Linked DNA regions of Mus musculus: region 1 is linked to region 2. The links are chromatin loops, found by intact Hi-C in ENCODE. Cell type or tissue: gastrocnemius. All regions are shown on one strand.

Region 1 (8,000 bases), 110 kb after region 2:
GTTTCTGTTTCAATATATTTAGATTGGGTTACCTTCCAGGTATCACCAATACTTCTCTACCTTCCAGAGAGCCAACAGATCAGATAGGTTTGCGTAAGGATCTTTTATGTTTTCTTGTAAAACATAGACCAACAGAGTAAACCTGGACTGACGTATATAAGAAAGTAATCTACAGTAGGCTGATGTGAGTTCAAGGGAGCACTGCTATTGAACTATTTATTCCTGGAGTTAAAGGCAGTACTCAAATTTATCTACATTATTGAAATTATCTGGGAAGGGCCAGAGAGGAGTTCAATGATGAAGAACACTTTTTGCTCTCATGCAGATATCCAGTTCTTAGAACTCACGTAGGAGTTCTAACTCACAGGTGCCTGTAATTCTGAGCCAATGTCCTCTTCTGGTTGCAGTGAGCACCGTTACACACATGTAATACACAATGATCCCCCCAAACACATAACACAAATGAAAATACAATACACCTTTGAAATCTTCTTAGGGAGAAAGGGTTTATTTAGCTTATACTTCCACATCATAGTCCATCATCAAAGGAAGTCAGGACAGGAAATTAGGCAGGGCAGAAACCGGGAGGGAAGAGCTGATGCAAATGCCATGGAGGACTGCTCTTACTAGCTTGTTGGCTTGTTCCCAATGGCTTGTTTAGACTGCTTTCTTATAGACCTCAGGACTACCAGCCCAGTGGTGTCCCCACCTAGAATGAGCTTGGCCTTTCAACATCAGCTCCTAATTTTGAAAATGCCCTGCAGGCTTCCCTATAGACTGATTTTATGGAGGAATTTTCTCAACTGAGGCTCCCTCCCCTCTGATGACTGTAGCATGCATCAAGTTGACATAAAACTCATTGTTCTGACATTGTCAAAGAAAAAAAAATCCACCCTCCTCCCCATCTCTCAGGTTAATGTATAGCAAATTGCCAAACAGATAGAAGGCAGAACCTCAGTGTCATAGTCCCAAGTAGATGACAAATCATCTCAAGCAGAACCCTTAATCTGGCTTTCACAGGTCCCCAGCTGGCTGTGTATGCAGGCTTTCAAGTGTTCTTATGCTAGTCCCCCCAAGTCACCATGCTTTATGAGCTCCACTCAGAACTCAAAATCCAGACTCCATTTCTCTCATCTGGACAATCATCATCTCCTCTTTGCTGAGTTTTGTGTCGTTTTCTGCCAAATCAGCCTCCAGCCCCTGCCTCCCCACCTCCTTCCTACCCCCACACCCTGAACTGTGTGATTCTGTGCATAGGAGTCCTATCTACAACTTGCTATTTGCATCTGAAGTTTGACTTCATTCCTTACCACCCAGACAGGCAACTACCCTTGCCTCTGAAATGGAATAAGTCTACTAGAGCCTTATCCTTCAAATAGGTTACTGCAGAATGAAAATGGCTTAAATTGGTTACAGATGGCGACTGACAGGCAACAAGCCCCTTCTCTTTCACGGTTCAATATACTGCTTGGTTTTTGGAAGTTCTTTCAATCTTCAATTGTAATTTTACAAACCACTCTCAATATTTATTCTTGAAACAACAGATACAGGTTGGTTTTTGTTTGCTTGTTTCTCACCCCCATGTTTCTGCAGCCTGAGCTGAGCCCTGCTGGGTGCTTTTCTGCTCCTTGTGGGAGCAAGAGCTAGAATATCTTTGCTCCCGTATCTGATTTATTAGTCAAGAGGCCCAAGGAAGCTCGAGGCCAAGAGGAGCTTTGTCTTTCCTCCCGAGGCTGACTTGGATTGTCTTGTAGCTTTTCATAGAGGTTGAACTTAGATGGTAGCTGATTTCCCACAGAGAAGATGAAGTAGGTAGATGCTTGTTAAAACCTAGTCTCAAAAGCCTAGGCATGTTCCTAGGTACTGTTCAGTCAAAAGGAAGTCACAGATTTAGCCTACATGGAACAGGAAAAGAAATGGACTTCACCCCTCAAAAAGAGAAGCAACATGAAGACTAGAAAAAAGAAAGAAAGAAAGAATGGCTAAGATCAGCGTAGGAGACAACCTTCCACAAGAATCCTCAAATGACTCCAAAGATTCCAAATGATTCTTTCTCAGTTAGTTCACTTACATGCAGTCCGAGGATGATATATTTTCTCTCACATTGCCTAATAGTGTCTGTCAGAGTTATGCACTCTGTTAACCAGTCTTGGCCAACGGATGCTAGCACATAAGAGCAAAGGTTTAGCAGGTATGGGTGGAGTAAATGACTTTCTCACATGAGACAATATCCTCACAGTGGAGTAGAAAGGGGAAGTTGCGCATGTCTGCTGTGCCTCTCTGCCTCTTAGGGAGTGGCATATGTTCTTTTACTTTCCTTTATTCTTTATCAGTTTCCTTCTTTTAATTCCTTGCTAATGTCAATGTGAAAAACACAGTTCTCACCTCAGAGAGGATATGGGTCAGTGTATTTTTTAGTCGCATGGGAGACTGTGGCCAGAGACACAGATTTAGGTTACCCTAAATACTGTGATCCAATGTGGTAACATGTCCCTGAAGTTTTTATAGCAACAGAACAAAGAAATCGATCGTGAAGATATCTTAAAATATATTGGTGGAAACAATCTCTGCTATAGGTCTTGTATGCTAGCTGATAATGTTTTATATGCTATTTAATGATTTGATGATATTATCATTTTAGTTGGTGCAAGTTAGGGGCATGTTTGCATATTACAAAGATATTCACCTAACACTCACAGGATGTTAGGTCAAACACAGGGGTAGGTAATTCATGACTACTTATATGGCTAAAGGTAGTCCAGGATATATGTGCTTACTAACCTGTAACATTCCAGCTTTCTACAATTATTGAAAATGCAATCAGTTAATTAGCATTGTAGAATGTTTAACATATGTGCAGGCTCTCCTTCCTTCCATTTTTCTTCCTTCCTTTTTTCATATGTGTGTGTGTGTTTGTGTGTTTTTCCTGGAAGCTTCAGTTAACACTGGTTAGTTGCAAATGGTCTGTTTCTGAAGAGCCCAAAGGATGTGCCATCATCACTCTTCATGTGTTACCATAGTGATAGCAGGAGCCTGGTCCTCCAGCTGGAGTCTGCAGGCACTCACTCCAAAACCCAAGGTCTCCTTTGTTTTTCATCAATCCTAGATCCTTGCACTTGATTGCCACATAGCCTCTCATCTTTAAATTGTATTTCAAAGACTGATGGTTTTTGAGGAACATGCAAGGGTTAGATTTCTATCAAGAGACACGCAAAACAAGTATGTAAAGTAGAGCTGTTAGAGGATTTGAAAGATGAATTTGAAGTCACTTAGATTGGTGTCTTCCTTTTTCTCCACAGGGTCCTAAAATGACTTGACGGTTGGCTCAGAGTAGAATGTAGCCAGTGGATGCAGGGCTACCACTGTTCACTGTTCTTTCCTTTCTGCTTTGTTCCCGGCAGCCTCTTGCTTCCACTAGTGGACACATATGGGTCACAACTGTCCAAAAAGCACAGCAGTGTGTGTGTGTGTGTGTGTGTGTGTGTGTGTGTGTGTGAGAGAGAGAGAGAGAGAGAGAGAGAGAGAGAGAGAGAGAGAGAGAGAGAGAATATCCACAGGGGAGAGCCGTCAGAAGCTTGGGTTTCACTAGCGTTTGTTCATGTGGTTAGTTTTAATTATTTTGATTTTTTTCAAGAGAAGTTTTATCTCTCACTCAGAATTGTTTTTAAATTTATTAAAAGGTGAGCATGTGAAAAAAAGTTTACCATGTTACTAGCAGAGAAATAGAATAACTCTCTTAAATAGAACGTGTCATTTAAACTACATCAGAGGTTAGTCTAGAGGTCTACAGCAAGTCTCCTGGAGAGAATGCTGCCCCCTAGAGGCACTTTCAAATCTGTGAGGGCTGGAGGGTTGTGATTTAATTAGTGGGCGGGGCCATGATGCCAGAACATTGAAATATTTGCAGGAGACAATCCTGCACATGAAAGAAGTGATTTTCTTGACATTTATAGAGTCTTTGGACTTTTATATGTAGGTATGACATCTTCATAATAATCAGTCTTTTGTTCACATGTTACCCAAGTTATTAGAGAATTTGGTAAATTTCTTCAACTGTGGTTTAGTTCACACATAGAACAGTAGGCATTACGGGGGTGTTCTCAGTACCACAGTAAAGATGCGCCTCTTGCGCTCCATTAGTTCTCTAAGGTCCTTTACACCTTAAACTTGTTGATATTTCATTGCAAATTACAAATTGTAGCCTGTAGGCACCTGTGTATTAGTGTTTATTTTGTGTGTGTGTAATATATATGTAGATGAGCTTTGATATCAGATGTCTTCCATGAGAGTTCTCTATCTTACACACCACATTGAACCTGGCAGTCATGGATTGAACTAGTGTCCTGAGTCCTGGGGAATCCTGGCTTCAATCCTCCAAGAGCAGTAGGAATATAGATGGGTCATCATTCCCTCCAGGCATTTACACATGTGCCAAATGGTCCAGCCTTGGGTCTTCAGGCTTGATTGGCAAGCACTTTACCCACAGAGCAATCTCCCTAACCTATTTTATTTAATTGTGCTTCATATTTCTTTTAGGTATAAATAGATTATGTTATGGATGAGTGGTTTGGTTTGATTAGAGGTTGCTGTTTTGCTGCTTATTACGATTCAGAGTCTGATAATAAAAGCCTCTATTATTAAATAATTAAGTGGACACAAACATTACTTCAGTCATACTTTAATGTATTATTAAATTAACTGACCTAACTTTTATGGAGCACTTACATTTGTGATAGAGTCAAAAAAGAGAATGAGATACTGCTTTGAGCCTGGCAATGTAGAGTGGAAATGGAGCAAGGTCAACAGCTGAAATACGGGAGACAAATGTAGGGACTGGAGTGGGTAGCAGTGGAGCATATGGGAGAGGCAGTCAATGTTTGGGGTTTTGGTGAGTGGAGAAAGGAATGTTGATACAAGCTTCTTCCTGGGAAGCTGAACCTAAAAAGGCAGAATACAAATCTCTTGTCTTAGGGAAGACACCCTCCTTCCCTTCCTAGTCCCTTACCATCTATGGCTGGCTCTCAATCATGAGAGTAGGAGAACTTGCCGTGTCATTCCCTGGCTGCAACTCTCAGGAGAGTGGGCCTTGCATGTCTCCTGGGCAGCAAGGTAGAGCTGGCCCTGGTAGTGGGGCTTGTTGTTGAACTGGCTCTGAAGACATGAGAGCAAGAAAACCATTGGGTTGACCAGCTCAGTTACCTCTTAGGCTCAGAGATCCAGGGCTTTGAATTGGTCCGACCCAACATCTGCCCAATCCATGAACTGCTGGATTACATGAAGGATCCAGTTCTACAAATCCAAAACTATAGGATCTCTATGACACAGGGCAACAAGGGGAGAGGAGTCCCAGTGAGGTTCCAGTATTGGCAGAGTAGCAGAAGCCCAGAGGCCATGTAACAGACCAATGAATCATTGCAATGAACATTTGCAAACAAAGATGTGTGGACAAAGGATATACCATGTGACAGACACACTGTGACACACTATGTCTTCCATAATGAGATTTTCCCCCCTTTATTGTGGGGATGTTGCAAAGATAGAGGCTGGGCAAGAGGGGAGGGAGACATGAGTGGGATTGGGGTGCATGATGTGAAAGTCACAAAGAACCAACAAAAATTTTAAAAAAATGAGGACTTTATTTTAGAAGTAGAGATAGCAGTTTCATGTTATAAAAAGCAAAGAATTAATATAAAGAAATATTTTTCCCAGTTTCAAATTGTCATATACATATATGCAATTATGTTTCATTTAGAAGGGAAACAAACATCAACATAATGTAAAACACTGATACCCAGACCTTTTTCATTTACTATTTTGAAAATTTGCTTGCTGACGAATGAATGTGGCTGTGATGTGTTACTGTTTTAAAAATTCAAGATTATCTCCTGTTTCTCCCCGGGGTGGGGTGGGGAAATCTCTTGTCTTTGGAATTTTCCAAAGTGTTTCTGATTTGGAATATCTACTAGGAACCCATTCAAAAGTATTTGCCTCTAATGCCTGGGATCCTTAAGTCAAAGTGGAGTATCTTTCAGCAAAAGAAATGAGCCTAATGGCATAATTAACACACATCAAAACATTACTCTATTAAGCACTCGATAGTTTGCACGTTGAGTTTGGTATGGTGGCACACACCTTTAGTCAAAGCACTTGGGAGGTGGAGGCAGAAGACCATGAGTTCAGGCTAGCTTAGTCCACAGTGTGACTATACTTAGTCCTATACTTGAAAAACAAGACCAAAACAAACAAAAACAAAAACAAGCAAACAAACAACCCTAAACCAGCACCACCAAAACAACAAAAATGAGGAAAGGAACCACTTGCCTCGAGTAAGTTGGTAAGCGAGTTTGGCAGCAGCTCCAGTTCTAATACCATCTTGTTGTTTGTTCTTAATCAAACCTTGACTTTTCATAGTCCCGGTTTTAATATCTCTGAAGTGAGGTGGGCAACCCGGTGTCTTATTTTTCTCATGGCTGTGACTAAGTGCCTGTGACAAAAAACAGCTGAAAAGAGGAAGGGTTTCTTTTGGCTCCTGCTGTAGATGATCTGGTTCATGGTTGCTTGATTCCTCATGTTTGGTAAGAACACTATGGTGGCAGAAACACGGAAGATTCTTTATCTCATAGAAGACAGGATGTGGAGAGGAACAGTAACAGGAAGGAGCCAGGACATAGCCCCTGGTGATGTCACCCTTGTAATCTTATTTTCTACCACCAGACTCTTCTTTCCACAGTTCTGTTACCTCCCGATAGTCTATTCAAATTTCGAATCTATGGCTGCCTCAGACCATACACTTCAGAGCCAGCTCAACAACAAGCCCCACTATGAGCCCTTGTGAGGTAAATGTCTCTGGAAAAGCCCTCACATCAACCCCAGGAGTGTCCTTCACTGATCTCCCAGGCCCCTACCAGCCCATTCAGTTGACAATGAAGGTTAACTCTCACATGTTGCTCTGATGGTTGTGAGTTCTCATGGTTTCTGTTTGCTCTGCAGTGGTCAACTTCTAGCTCCTCCTATACTATCTTTCCTTTAAATAAACATTCTCCTGAGAGCTCTTTTTGATATATGTCTCCATTTTTCAGGTGGTAAATGAAATGCTGATTGGGTCCCTTTTCCATTATAATAAATGAGATCCTCTTGCACCGAGTCAAAATGTTTCCAGGTGTAAGTTTTGTTGAGGATTAATGAATTGTCTCGATCCCCTACTGACTATTGGTTTTAAGCATCTCACATTGATCTTGACTCAAGATCTTTGCACACTCTAGTTCCTAGACCTTCCCATGCATGACTCTTTCTCAATTTTAGGTGTCAGTGAGAGCATTGTTTTTTTTTGAGAGGCCTTCCCTGCTATGCTACCTAATTTTATGGTGACTTGATACAAGCAAGCTACAGACATCTGAAAGGAGGAAACTCCAATTGAGAAAATGCCTCCACAAGATCTGGCTGTAAGCAGGCCTGTAGGGTATTTTCTTCATATGGGAGCCATTGTGGGTGGTGCCACTCCTGGGCTGGTGGTCCCGGGTTCTATAAGAAAGCAGGCTGAAACTTGACACAGGATAGAGACATCTAAAGGGAGGAAACCTCAATTAAGAAAATGCCTCCATAATATTTGACTGTAGGCAACTCTGTAGGGTATTTTCTTAATTAGTGATTGGTGGCAAAGGGCCCAGCCAATTGTGCATAGTGCCATCCCTAGACTGGCAGTCCTAGCTTCTATAAGAAAGCAGACTGAGCAAGGCAGTAAGCAGAACCCCCAAACCCCTCCCTTGTGGCCTCTATACCAGCTCTTACCTCCAGGTTCCTGCCCTGTTTGAATTCTTGTCCTGAATTCATTCGGTGTTGAACAGAGATGTGGAAATGTAAGCCAAATAAACTCTTTCCTCCCCCCCTCCCCCCCAAAAAAGAAAGCAGGCTGAGCAAGCCATGGAGAACAAGCCAATAAACAGCTCTCCTTTATGATCTCTGTATCAGCTCCTGCCTCCAGCTTCTAGTCTGTTTGAATT
Region 2 (8,000 bases):
CAAACTCACCAGCAGCGGGGCAGGTGGCCCTTTGTGAAGGTACCGCCTGCTCTGGGGGTGGGGGGAGCATCTTCCCTCAGTTACTTCTTCCTGGAAAGTCACTGGCAGATCCCTCCTAAGGCACATCTCTCAGTTGACCCTAGACCCAATCAAGATCACCTATCACAGACATCTCAGAAGATAATAAACCAATGACAACCTTAGTGGACTTGTGTCAGCACTTCTTCAGGCCTGCACAGTGCTGTCATTTAAAGCCTGCTGCATGCTGTCATTTAAACTACCAGAGTCACTGAGCCCAGAGCACATTGACTGTTTAGTGGTTCTGGGAATCCTCCTGTCTCCACTTCCCAGCGTAGGGCTCAGTTTCGAACCACCACACCTAGCTTTCACATGAGCGTTGGGGACCTGGACTCAGGCCCTCAGTTATTTTTGGTAGTCACTTTAATCAACTGAGCCACATCTGCAGTCTCCTTTATGAGCTTTTGACATGATCTTTTCATAGGGAGGGTGTGAGGGCTGATATCATCGGCTCTGATCAGTGTGGGTTCTAGCATGCCTTACTAAGAAACCCATCTGTACGGGAAGCCTGCTAACTCAAATGTGGCTGTTGGTGTGGTGTGGACCGAAGCAGAACACAGAAGGCTAAAATTCTTAATCCCCCTTGCTTTATGGTATTACATGTTTCCCTGCATCTAGGATCCATCAATGAACAAAGCGACCACTTTTCTGTTCATCCTCTCATCACCCCAGGAAGTCAAGTTAAAGATTAAATCCCAAACCTGGCAATATTCTTAGTCATCACCACCAAGGGCTATAGACCATTAGGTTATATCAAGCCTTTGACAGGTCACTGATTTCTTAATTAGCAGCTTGTGACTCATTGCTGGAAGAGCAGGAAGCTGCTTCTGACCCTCTGCTGTCCTAATTGCCAATTGAGCTGCTCTCATGGGCTCCCTCTGCGTATTTTGAAAACCTAATACTGCCACTAGCAATTTCACGATCGTGCAGGCAACTTCTAAACATCTTTAAAGATGTCACCTCCCTGTGTTATTTCATCTAATGAGACCCGAGGGCAAGGCAACCCTGTCTTCCTCCTTCAGAACTCTGTCTGGATCCTTCGATGTCTGCTTTATTGCCACGGGGGCTGTGTTCATCTAGTCTCTGTTTCTCTGAAATGTCTTCTTGAATTTTAAGCAATTTATTTTTACCTCACTCACAGACAGAGCGCCTGAGACTCCAGACGATGCATTTTGGGACAAGTGGACTGGTATCAAAGTCCTTCCTCACAGAGGGAGCTGATCTCAATGTGAACCCCAGGACACACGTGCTGTATTCTGTCCTTCAAGAGCATCAAGTGTGTGAAGTTGCTGGGAAGAAGCAGGTGTAGACAGTTTGAAAAAGATCAACCTGAGACGACCAAGTTTCTGTGCTTAGGACATTTATAATCAAAATGGAGGGAAAGAAGTATACAAACACATTCAAAGTATGAGAATAGTCACCTGTAGGCGTTTACTCTCATAGGGAGTGTTGTCAGATCAACAGGATCCAGTTTCACCTGGTTGGATTAATCGGGGTGGGAAGAATTGTCTTTACTGTGGGCAGGCCCATCCCTCGGGCAGTGGGTTCTGGAGTACAGAACTCTGAGAAAACTGCGCACTGACATTCATTCCTCTCCCTATGTAGCCAGACTAGATTCAACGTGACCGCCTGCTTCAAGTTCCTGCTGTCTCCTCTGCCTTGCTACTGAGGGTGGCAGCTTGAAGCAAGCCCTTCCTTCCTTAGGTCGCTTGAGACCTTGTACTTTGCTAATTGTCCATTGAGCTGCTCTCATGGGCTCGCTAGAAAACCTAGTAGTGGGTATTCTGTTATAGCAATAGGAAAAGGAAATAACCCTTTCACCAAATTTCTATACAAACTAACGCGTGCGTGTGCGCACACACACAACACACACACACACACATTTTCATATATGTCATTTCTACTTATGAGTGTGCATCACCCTCTCCATCTTTCCTTGCCACTCCCTCGGCCCCACACACCTTCCTATATCCATTACCTCCTCGTCTCTGGATCCTTTGCTCCTTTCCTGTCACTTAGCTTGCCATCCTTAAATGTTAAGGCCACCCGACCCATCTCTGCTTCTCTCTTGGAATTCACTTGTTCCTTTGGACTTAACTACTGTATGACTACTTTTGCATTAAAGTACCTATCCCTGAACTCTACATGTGACCACTTTAACTTAGGTGCATATTTTACATAGTTGTCATGTGACTCTTACCGAAGACTCCCAGCATGACCCTCTGGGCCGAGATCCTTCAGGAAATCCTTTCCTTCTGACCTCCTTCACAATTGCTTTCTTTCCAGTCTCCATGTAAATGAAATCATGCAGGGTGTGCTCTGCGATGCTTAATTTCTTTCATTGCATCGTATATCTGTGAGATTCACCCAAGTTAGGTATATCAGTCACTTGCTTCTTTAAGGAAAAGATTTATTTTTATTTATATGTATGGGTGTTTGCTTATATGTATGTATGTATATGTGTATGTATATATATACCATATGTGTGCTTGATGTCCAAGGAGGCCAGAAGAGGGTGCTGGATCCCCTAGAACTGGAGTTATACATGATATTTATGTCATATGGATGCTGGGAAACACACCAGCATTTTGTACCTAATTGCCACGTGACGCATAAGGAGACGAGGTACTGGGTGATGAAGCACTTAAGCACTTAAAGTGAAGTCTCTTTGCAGCTGAGGGAAAGCAGCACTGGAAGCTGGGTCTCCTGATCCCAGGAGCTTGGGGTCTCTGCTATCAGGCCCTGTATGGATAATCTTCCCCGCCCCGCCCTTCTCCTTCCCAGACAGGTCTTTATAGTTCAGCTTTCTCTCTTAGACATGACGCCTCCCCTTAACTGCTGAAGACTGTAGTACTCAAACTGGAACTGTGACAAATGTCGCAGAGCAGAAATTAGAATGTAAAAGCAAAGCCTTACTGTAAACACAAGGGTGAGATTGCGTTTCAGAGAGTCTATGTGCGAAGGATTGGAAAGGGCTGCTCCTTCACAGGCTGTCAGAAGGCAGTTCAAGAATGGAGTCTTGTGAGGAAAAGTCTGTGTGCGTGTGAGAAAACGTCAAGAAAACAAGAGTCTTGTAACCTCAGCTTCTTAAAAACATGGAACATGTTCTTGTGCCCCTCCCACGTGTAGCAGATAGGAGTGAATTTACTCCAGATTATTCTTTACCCCTGGATATTGTTTTTTTTTGTCCATATGCCTCTATGGAGAAACATGTTTTTGCCATGTGCAGCTTGTTCTTGTGACTGCACACTTCATTGGTGTGATTCTTCTTAACTCTGAGGGTATAAATTGTCTGATGCTCTGAATAAAGTCAGCTATCGCATGGGGCTTCAGTCCACGTCATTTATCAACTCCACTCTTCCACGTCTAATCGCCTCTAGAGTGGTAAACAACAGGCGGCTTAACCTGTAACTTCTAAGAGCCTTTTCTATACCTGGTTCATGCATTCAAAGGAACAACATTTGACCCATATCTCTGCCACTGCCTCCCTCCCGGCTTCTGGCAACCACCAGCCTTTAAAAGATTCCATTTACAAGTGTGATCCTGCAATCCTTGTCTTTCTTTTTCCAAATTCTTTTGCTTAGCAAAATGCCCTCCAGGTTTATCCCCATTCTCCCAGGAGGCAAGATTTTCTTCCTTTTCATGGCTGAATAATATTCACTGCATGTGTGTGCATGCACCTGTGTATCCCCCATTTTTTTGTACATGTATCACTGATGCCTCAATCAATTCTATACTTCTGCTATAGTGAATAAGTCTACAAAGAACAGGAGACTGTGGCTATTTCTCTGAGGTACTGGCTATTCCTTCGGGGGACAAACAGACACTATGATCACAAGTTGAGATGAAAGAAGTGTTAGCCAACTTGATGGGGGGTTATGTCCCAGTACATACATGGATGCTTTAAACGGGTAACATCTTGTTGAGTAGACTTCAATAAAGCTAGGGAAAAATAAGCGCCTGGAACACTAGACTGGTTCTCTGAGTTCTGTCTCAATCTAGTTCATCAAAAGTGCTCCCCACATCTCAAAGCTTTCTCCTCTTATGGAAGCCATTGTTCTTCCCTGTCTAACATTGTTGGTGGTTATGAAGCACCACCGTCCTCCAGATTCTCTGAAATGTTCAAAAGATTTCTGTGACAATAACCCATCCAGCTACAGCTGTTCTGCCTGTCATGAAGTGTCCTGGGCTGTGGCTATCAGGTTGGAATGTTTCCTAGGGACCACCCCCCCCCCCCCCCCCGCTTTTCCCTATGTGCCCAAGGGTGTGGAGAAATGGCAGAAGGGCTCTTTCCTTTTCTCTTTGTGTCTGTGAGGTGTGGGCCCATGAGGAAAGGAACCTGGCCTCTGCTTTAATTACAGAACTGGATCACTTTAGTCTTTTTTACTAAACAGATCACAAAGTGAAATTGCTTAGGCAGAGCTGGGGGGGGGGGGGCAAGTAAGATAAAACACACGGCACAAGGTTAAGTCCTGAATGCAGAGTTTCTGGTTCTGTGGTCCTCTGCTGACAGTCATTTAAGAGACTAAAAATAAAGAAAACTTGAAGGCCTTTGCTGTAAGATTAAAGGGAATTTCCCACATAAAATTAAAGATTGGGTTAAAAGAGGCAATATTGTAGGCTGGTCTTTCTTCTTCCATGGATTCTATTCTGAGCATCTCTGAACTAAGGAACCAAGAGGACAACCTGCAGAGACTCTCCCCTTTCAAAGCCTATTTCTGCCGGTGACTCTAGGGCAAAGGAGGAATCCAGAGGCTGAGGCTGCCTGCTCCGCCAGTGGAGGGCACTTCAGTGATAATCATTTTGTGACCTGAAGCAAGCCAGGCGCTCACCAAAACAACTCATATGTGCCCCTGACCGACTGTGATTTTCCGTCCCTGTGTTTTCCTCTGTTCTCCATGGTAGATAGATGTGTTTGTCATGCGGGAAATTTGACCTCCAAGCGTTGCAGTCTAGGACCGAGTAAGAAGTTCAGAAACCATGGCAACGTGACCTTCAAGGGGATTAGGCTGTATTTTGATCGAAAGGAATACTGTTAAGACTTGTTTACGGGTTGGGGCTCCAGTCTAAAAGATGGTACTGTGAGCAGACATTTTCAGAGCTGAAGAAGCACACATTACAAGTTCTGGGTCACCCACCTTCCCACGGCATCCTGTTTTCCCAGAGCCTTTGTTGCTCTTAGCAAGCCGAAGGAAAACCACTTCCTCTGGAAGCCTTTCTGATTCCTGTCCCAGCAACAGCCCAGTAGCCTTTCCGTAGACTCCGCCCACTTACTGGCCCGAGCCCACCACCTGCCTGACCTCATCTAGTCTCTTCGAAGGGCCAGAAGAGGCAGTGACACTTGTCATCAGGTGTTTGTGACTTTGTGCTCCATCCAAGAAATCAGCAGCTTAGCTCCCTCTGCAAAAATGCTTTAAATGTGGCAGGGACTCTTCTGAGGACTTAGCCACTCTGCCTTAGCTCTCAGAAGCCATTCCTGTGTTGCACTGGGGGAATGCCCCATCCCTAGCACCCGTGGCCTTCTTTTCAAAGTGCCTCAGACACTCTGTAACCTTGGATTTGCATCATTGTCTTTTGGGTGGCCATCCTACAGTTACATTAATATTTTTAATTGGTAGATAATGGCTGTGCATCTTTAGGGGGTTTGAGTGATGTGTAGGTACATTTACCCCTCTTCCAAGGAGTAACTCGGAATATGTTGCTTATCTACCATCAGGGAATTGCTGTTTCCTTTTTAATAAGAACAGTGAAATCCTCTCTTTGGGTTCTTTGGATCAGTGACTCTATATTGAGGAGTATAATCACCGTTCTGTGTAATAGCAGGGCACAACTTATTTCTCTTAGCTGGCTGATTTGCCCCTGATCACCAATCCCTTCCCATCTATCCATTTCCTGTACCCTCCCCAGCCTCTGGTACCTGGTAACTACCTTCTATACACTTAGCTTCTGTAGATTTTATAGATGAGTGAAATCCTGAGATACTTATCTTTCTATACTTGACTTATTTTAGTAAAACATTCTGATTTCAGAGTCCATCTATGCTGCTTTCTTTCTTTATTGTTTGCCATATATAAGAGTGGTGGAGTCGTGCTGTGGATAAGAGGTAGAGCCAGGCTGGCAATGTAGCTTAGCTGGAAGAATGGAGACCTGGATTTGATTCCTAATACTGCATAAACTGAACTTGTGGTCTATGCCTGAAAGCCCAAAACTTGGGAGATAGAAGCAGGCAGATCAGATGTTCAATGCCATCCTTAACTGCATAACAAGTTTTGCTGTGGACCGGCCTCAGTCTCCCCCCCTCCCGACCCCCCAATCTGTGGGAGAAATCAGGGTCCCAGTCATGTGGGCAGGAGTTGGTGAGAAATGACAAACAAATACGGACACAAGGGAGTGTGCTGTATCTGAATGTAATTTTCTCAAATCGAGCATCAGACTTTTAATACAGAAGAAAATAGGGAAGTTAGGTGACACATCAGCAAGGTATAATGAGGTTACCGGATGCTTAATGACGCTTATACAGAACAGAGGAATGCAAACACAAAGTCTGGCAGGAACTAGGCAATAAAACAACTGAGACAATGTCAGCTCTATCTAAGGCCAGCTATATTCTTAGAAGCCAGGTGTGAGGTCTTTACACTCCCGGGGCAAGGGCTTTCACGCCCAAGCCATAGTTCTAATTAGGGAGTTCCTGCTCTAGCTAATCTTCTCATGAATAATGCAATATTCTAGTTCCTCCTCAAAGCACAGCCTGATCTCCTTCCTAAACCATTGTAAATTCCTGTATATGGGTTGCTTGGCTTTTATTCTAAGTGATAGTGTGGGGGGACTTTCTACTAATAAGTAATGTAGTCTGCCATACATAACTATAATTAGAATTCTAAACTTATTTTGCTAAGCTTGCACTGAGATTTCTAACTCTATGTAGTAGATAGCAATGCCTGATTTCTTTCACTATCTCTCTTACAATACTGGAGGCAATTCTGAATGTTACTGAATAGGCAACATTCTTACTGAATTCCAAGCCCAGGGTCGGCTCAAGGACTACCTAGGGCATTGGTGAAGGCCAGGAATCAAAGTTTGATTTTGCTTAGGTATTTGGCAAGTCATTGCTTGGAAGAACCTATAATAAAACAATACTGAAAGAAAGCACACAGATCCATTTGCAAGAACAAGTTTGGAGCATTCTTTATACAGGATGCCACGGTTCCAGGAGACTAAGTTTCCGTGAACTTTTTGCCTCAGGACTGTGTCCAGGTTTCTAGGCCTGTCATGGGAGTCACTACTGGAGTGGATGTAGCAAAGTTTGAGTCCTTGTCTTGGGAAAAAAAAAAAAAAGCCAGTACACCAGGGCCACCACGTCTGGATGATTCAACTTTCTCTTTTGCAAAAAAGGTCCTGTCTCAGAACCAACTTCTAGGATCATCAAAAGGAATACATGATATGGCACCTGTAAGAATTTAGAATAGTTTGTGGTGTGAAACAAAAGGTCAAAAAATTAACTAAGCCATCAAAGCAGGAGGAGGAGTAGATTAGATTGCATTTATAAAGTCTTCCGAGGGTGCAGACTCCCTGTGTGTCTGAGAGAGGCCCACTCTCACCCTGCGCTTGAACTCATGCTCACTCTGGGAAAGAATGTCTTGGCTCAGCTCTGTCATTTCTTCCTCTGCAGTGATACAGAACTGTGGACACCTGCATCCCTTCCTTTCCCTCCAGGACCTGTGGATGGCTGGAGAGATTATTTTATAGTACATTCAAGACTTCTCACATGCTAATAAACACAGGAATGACATGGTAAGCCTAGAAAAGTGCAAATTATTATCAGGTGTGTCTGGGGGTAGGGCTGAGACATTCTTTCTCCTTCTTGGTCTTTCTCCCTCCCTCCCTCCCTGTCTGTCTGTCTGTCTGTCTGTCTCTTTATCTTT

The links. Peaks named below come from ENCODE experiments on the same cell type or tissue, not always from the same donor. Only the 100,000 strongest peaks of a DNase experiment are listed, where the experiment ranks them.
Region 1: it touches region 2 in a loop (2.6-fold over the local background); 14 of 42 quality-filtered maps call a loop at or near these places.

What each region holds. Positions count from the first base shown.
Region 1 is chr1:78,842,847-78,850,846 of GRCm38, forward strand. The region is part of intron 3 of Gm29536 (predicted gene 29536); the gene reads right to left. Among named protein-coding and RNA genes, the nearest start is that of Kcne4, 30 kb to the left of the region's middle. In gastrocnemius, a CTCF peak has its summit at 3,814 (motif pointing left); DNase peaks (open chromatin) are centred at 3,039 and 3,829.
Region 2 is chr1:78,729,463-78,737,462 of GRCm38, forward strand. It overlaps Gm38631 (a long non-coding RNA gene), which reads left to right. Exons shown (of 4, transcript XR_865568.1): 3 at 7,748-7,869. Gm33693 (a long non-coding RNA gene) reads right to left here. Exons shown (of 5, transcript XR_865566.2): 2 at 2,279-2,432; 3 at 1,209-1,367. Among named protein-coding and RNA genes, the nearest start is that of Gm33693, 7.3 kb to the right of the region's middle. In gastrocnemius, a CTCF peak has its summit at 4,868 (motif pointing right); no DNase peak of the experiment used is centred here; H3K4me3 peaks cover 604 bases; H3K27ac peaks cover 830 bases.